2 separate regions of the Homo sapiens genome follow, and region 1 is linked to region 2. A link is a loop called in an ENCODE intact Hi-C map of the cell type or tissue named here. Cell type or tissue: CD14-positive monocyte. All regions are shown on one strand. Links, peaks and the distances in the headings refer to the core of each region. The heading gives the core; the rest is flanking DNA. Region 1 overlaps GPCPD1 (glycerophosphocholine phosphodiesterase 1). Region 2 overlaps GPCPD1 (glycerophosphocholine phosphodiesterase 1).

What was found. Hi-C counts contacts between places; a loop is a spot of excess contacts. Peaks named below come from ENCODE experiments on the same cell type or tissue, not always from the same donor. Only the 100,000 strongest peaks of a DNase experiment are listed, where the experiment ranks them.
Region 1: a loop joins it to region 2, with 2.2 times the contacts of the local background. A loop is called at or near these places in 7 of 110 quality-filtered maps.

The regions. Positions count from the first base shown.
Region 1 is chr20:5,543,785-5,546,586 of GRCh38, forward strand. It overlaps GPCPD1 (glycerophosphocholine phosphodiesterase 1), which reads right to left. Exons shown (of 20, transcript NM_019593.5): 20 at 655-2,802. Among named protein-coding and RNA genes, the nearest start is that of LINC01729, 35 kb to the left of the region's middle. In CD14-positive monocyte, for the core only: no CTCF peak of the experiment used is centred there; no DNase peak of the experiment used is centred there.
Region 2 is chr20:5,593,392-5,596,193 of GRCh38, forward strand. GPCPD1 (glycerophosphocholine phosphodiesterase 1) reads right to left here. Exons shown (of 20, transcript NM_019593.5): 4 at 1-20. Among named protein-coding and RNA genes, the nearest start is that of GPCPD1, 16 kb to the right of the region's middle. RefSeq lists a silencer at 1-126. In CD14-positive monocyte, for the core only: no CTCF peak of the experiment used is centred there; no DNase peak of the experiment used is centred there; H3K4me3 peaks cover 762 bases; H3K27ac peaks cover 893 bases.

The DNA.
Region 1 (2,802 bases), core at 244-2,743, 49 kb before region 2:
ACTAACAGGTCATGTTGGAATGAGTTTCCAATCATGAGTGCCAAAATCATGCAGTATTTCCAATACAAATACTTTGCTTTCTACCCCAAAAATACATGATCCAAAACTAAAATGCAAAGGAATAAATCAACTGTATCCAAATCTCAATTAATAGGACTCCATTATCAGCCTAGAGTACCAAGCCAGTAATAATGTGAGAGGCAGAATTTAGTCAGAGGCATAGAGAGCGAGCCTAGGCAGAAAGGGCAATGAGTGTCCACCAGGACTAATGAGGCGACCTGCCCCAGGCCACACAATTCCTATCCAAGGCAGCGCCCTTTTCACTACCAGTCCACCAACTGCGGGACTTAGGTGTGCTGTCCCAGGAAGAGGCAACCAGGCCTGGGGGAAAAACTGTACCTTCTTCTTCCACTTAAATGGAATAACTATCCCTGTATTTCTCCTCAGTCTGCATGGAGCAAAAAATTGGTTTTAGCATAATCCATCAAATACATGACTCCAAGCAACCAGGACAGAGAACTCCATTGGTAAACATACAAACCCATGCAAACACACACACGCATATGTGAGCACACACATACTCCAGACATTATGGCCAAGCATGCCATACAAAACTGTGTTTATCGTGAAACAATCTGAGTTAGGAAACTAGGATTGTTGCCACCACCATTTATTTATCTAGTTCATAACTAAGGATAGAACACTATAGCAGTGCTAGAGATGCAAAGACGTCCCTGCCCTTAAGGGGCTTACAATCTTACTGGAGAATATAACAGGCACATAAGAAGCTGGACTACAAGGAAGCATGAGCTAACAAATGCCAGACTTCGGAAGGCAGCGTAGTTTGAGAACATGGGATTCAGAGTCACAAAACCCACATCCTAGTCCCAACCCAGTATATCAGTTAACCTCTCTGGGTTTTTTCCCAGCTACAACATTAAATAGTAAGACTGAGAGGCTGTCTGCATGTTTCCATCATCATTCAGATCAAAAGCTGAGATGAGCTTTAGGGAGGAGGCTGCACCTGAGCGGGACACTGAAGGAAGGCAAAGGAGGTGTTTCAGACAAGCAAAGCAGTACTGAGGTAGCTGTAAGCTTGGAGTTTGGATGGGAGACGACAGACAAGTGTCACAAGGAGCAACGGCAGAGAGGTGGGTGGGTGGCAGGAAGCGCCACAACACTTTCCACACAGGGGTGGGTGGTGTGCCTCACATTTACAGCCGATCATTTACAGCACATAATTCCAGAGAGTAGAAAATACCAGAGGATAATGGCGGCATTTTTTCAAACATTTCACTTGATTTCCATAAAGTATAAAATAATTTAACATTATACCTCTACATTTCAAAATTCACATCAATAAACCATCCTAATTGTTAAAATGCAAACCAATTCAAAGTTTACATTCTTAGTAAACATAACTAAATCTCTTAATTCAAAAGGACATTTGATACAAATTATATTACTCCAATAATTCCAACATTCATTTTCCACCATGTTCCAAGCACTGTGAAAATAAAAATGACTATGACAAGGTCCCTGCCCTTGAAGAGCCTGCAGCCTGGCAGATGAGACAAAGATCAACTCTGCCTACCTAGAACAGAATTACTGTGATGCACAGCCTGATCAAGGTACGAGCCGTGGAGCACAAAGACGGATTCATCCTTCCTGAAGTTTCCACAAGGGCTCAGGAGAGAGGTCTTGGGCACAAGAAGAAATGAGTTTGGCAGAGAGAAAGTGACTATGGGAGGAGAGGGCTCCCAGGCAGAGGACACACGGGCACAGAGAGGAAGTCCAGGGCCAATGACAGGGACAGGGTGGCTGAAGCAGGGTGTAAAAGGCAACAGCTAGTGATACGAAGGCCCGGACTTAGTCCTGTGAAAATAAGGAGCCATTGCTTGTCATGTTTTAATCATCTACTAACACTGGTTCATAAGGTCAGGAAGAGATAGGACAGAAAGTGAGCAGGAAGGTTCTGTCTGTATTGTAGGCAGTGACTGTCTGCTCTCCCCAGCAACTAAACTGCTCAGAAGCCACACTCCCCATGACCTCCTTCCTTCATCCTTTCTTCTGTCTCCTTTTTCTCTTTATGATCTGCTTCCCCTCTGTCCTTGAGTCTTCAAAATGGAGCCAGCACTGGGAAGGCATAGGAGAGGAGCAAAGGAGCAGGACTAGAAACAAACATATATGGCTAATCGAGTTACTATAAAGAAATGGTAACCGTATTGGACAAAGGTCTGCAGATGAAGGAAACTAATTCTTTTTCAGGAGTTTTCCAAAAGTGCCCAATTCACACCAAAATTTTGGAAAATCTCATACAATGTGGGAAAAGTATACAGAACCCTTGCAGAAGACTCCATTTCCTAAACTATTTTGCATTAATATCAACGTTACAAACGCAATACCATAGGATTTCAGAGCCTATCTTCACACAAATAAGATCTGACCAAAATTGCATTGCTTAGCTTAAAAAATACTACACAATGTATAATTTCAAGTCTTAGGTTCTCAGCTACTACCAAAATATGTCAATATATGAATAAACTGCCTTGTGAAAAACATGCAGTAAAAGGTAGATGCAAATAAGCCATCCCTTTAGGGTAGACACTATATTAAAATTTCTTGTCATATTATAAAACCATTCTACAAAAGTAACACCTTCTTGAAATTTCATTTTGTAATGAAGAAAATAAATCTGTATCATTTTATTTAACATTCATTCTTTAAGTTACAGTTAACACAATCTGCTTCTAATCCAAGAAATCCTAGTATAATCTGAAATACATGCATATACATTTAGTA
Region 2 (2,802 bases), core at 117-2,616:
TGGTTGCTTTCCATAGCATGCTGTGAAGAAAGAAAATTAAAAGCAGCAGCATCAATATCAAACTACAGTGCATAAAGACTTCTTAATTCACAAAACTCCTCAAATAAAACGTATGACCAATATCACTTATTTATTCCTACACAAAATTTTACAGGCCTACTCTGTAGCAGGCAATGGGAACACAGGGGTATATACTGCAGAAAGAGCCTTATCTTCAAAGAGCTTCCTTTGCTGTGTGGGTAGACAGAAAAATAACCAAAGAAGATAGACAGAACGAAGTTCTGGAGGAGGCTTTTAAAAGGAAGGAAGGTTTTAATGAGGAAGCGCTGTCTGAGCTCAGGTCTAAATGATGAGAAGGAACCAGCCATATAAAGAGCCAGGATAAGTTTCCAAACAGAAAATTCAAGTTGTACAAAAGTGGAAGCCAGAGTCAGAATCTTCTGTGACTTCCCACTTAGCGAGGGATGTTACATGGCTGATAAGAGACTTTGGGTCGCAGCTTTTGTGTCACAAATGAGAGATAAACATGAGTTACACTCCTATTCTTGACTATCCGTTATTCTAAGCTGTCCTACCCAGGCTCTGGCTATTCCTCAGACAAGCAGTCAGAACCTGTATCTTGTTTCAGGCCAATGTCTTTCTCTGAACTATGTTATTCTAACAGAAACTAAAGATTTGACTCAACAGCTGCCTTAAGGTCAAGAATTCACTACAATTCATTACTGTAACTGAGTTTTAGCTTCAAATAATAAACTAGTGCTATCCACAGCATGGTCCCAGACCATCATTAGTAGCTGGGAGCTTCTTAGAAATGCAAATTCTCAGGCCCTACCCAGACTTATTGAATTAGGAACTCTGGGGGTGGGGGCCCAGTAACCTGTATTTTAACAAGCCTCCAGGTAACTTTTTTTTTTTTGAGACGGAGTCTTGCTCTGTCACCCAGAGTGAAGTGCAGTGGCGCGATCTCAGCTCACTGCAAGCTCCGCCTCCCGGGTTCATGCTATTCTCCCACCTCAGCGTCCCCAGTAGCTGGGACTACAGGCACCCGCCACCACGCCTGGCTAACTTTGTTTTTTTATTTTTAGTAGAGACGGGTTTCACCGCATTAGCCAGGATGGTTTCGATCTCCTGACCTCATGATCCAACCGCCTCGGCCTCCCAAAGTGCTGGGATTACAGGCATGAGCCACCAGGCCCGGCCGCCTCCAGGTAACTTTTATAAACACTTTGAGAACCCCTGTCATAGACCATTAACCAAACGTTAATTCAGCATGAGTAGTTTAGCCCTACCTGGCTCTGCTAAGACAGGTTTTAGGGCATTGTCCTTACTCTGATACAAGCTTAGCTCCTAAAATAAATACAGATATAGCTCATTGTATTGCACTTTATTATACTTCACAGATACTGTGTTTTTTACAAATTGAAGGTCTGTGGCAAACTTGAGTCGAGCAAGTCTATCAGTGCCATTTTCCCAACAACATGTGCTTACTTCGTGTCTATGTCACAGTTTGGCAAATCTCATAATGTTTCAAACTTTTTTGTTATTATTATATCTGTTATGGTGATTGCATGCTACAGAAAAATCTTTCATGAAAGGAACAGTTAATCAATGTAGTAAACTTCACTGTCTTATTTTAAGAAATTGACACTGTCCTTCAACCTTCAGCAACCACGACTCTGATCAGTTAGCAGCCATCAACATTGAGACAAAACTCTCCACCAGCAAAAAGATTGCAATTCACTAAAGGCTCAAATGATTGTATCATTTTTTAGCAATAAAGTATTTTTTAATTAAGGTATGTACATTTTTAAAAATCACTGCTTTAAACAAACCAACATGGAACATGTATATATATGTAACAAACCTGCACGTTCTGCACATGTACCCTAGAACTTAAAGTATAATAATAAAAAATAAATAAATAATAAATAAGTAAAAATCACTGCTTTAAAGCAAGAATAGCAAATGCTGCCAGGCGTGGTGGCTCACGCCTGTAATCCCAACTCTTTGGGAGGCTGAGGTGGGCGGATCATGAGGTCAGGAGTTCAAGACCAGCCTGACCAACATTATGAAACCACATTTCTACAAAAAATATAAAAATTAGCCAGGCGAGATGGCACAAGCCTGTAATCCCAGCTACTCAGGAGGCTGAGGCAGGCGAATCACTTGAACCTGGGAGGCTGAGGTTGCAGTGAGCCCAGATCGCGCCACTGTACTCCAGCCTGGGTGACAGAGTGAGATTCCATCTCAAAACAAAAACAAAAACAAAAACAAAAAAAGAATAGCAAATGCTTGACACATGTTCCCTATTTTTCCCCAATAAGCCTCAGAATCCTTTTCAACAGAGGTTTCCAGGTGGACTCTTCCAATTAAGAATAGAAAGTTGCCATTTCTGCTACCCCAAAAAGAAAAAAAGGGGGGGGGACAAATTCCCAGTACTACCTCATCTCCAAAACAGCCAGTTGGAGCATGTGAAACTAGCCCCACTAGTGCAGAGTAGAATTACTAATAAGCTGTGAAAAACGTGCTGCCGCCTCTCCCTCAGCCATTATTTCTCAATCTCCAGGAGCAGGATCTAGGTATGTGTATTTTTTTTCAAGTCCTCCCAAGTGATTCTAATGCGATCCCTGGTAAAGAACCACTAAATGAAAACAAGAGATGAAGAAGGCAAAGCAGTGAGTCTTTTTACTCCACTTGTCTAAGCAAATGTGGCAAATTTAAGAATGAACCAGAACCCAGGCATAGTGGCTTATACCCAGCACGCTGGGAGGCTGAGGCGGGAGGGCAGCTTGAGCCAGGAGT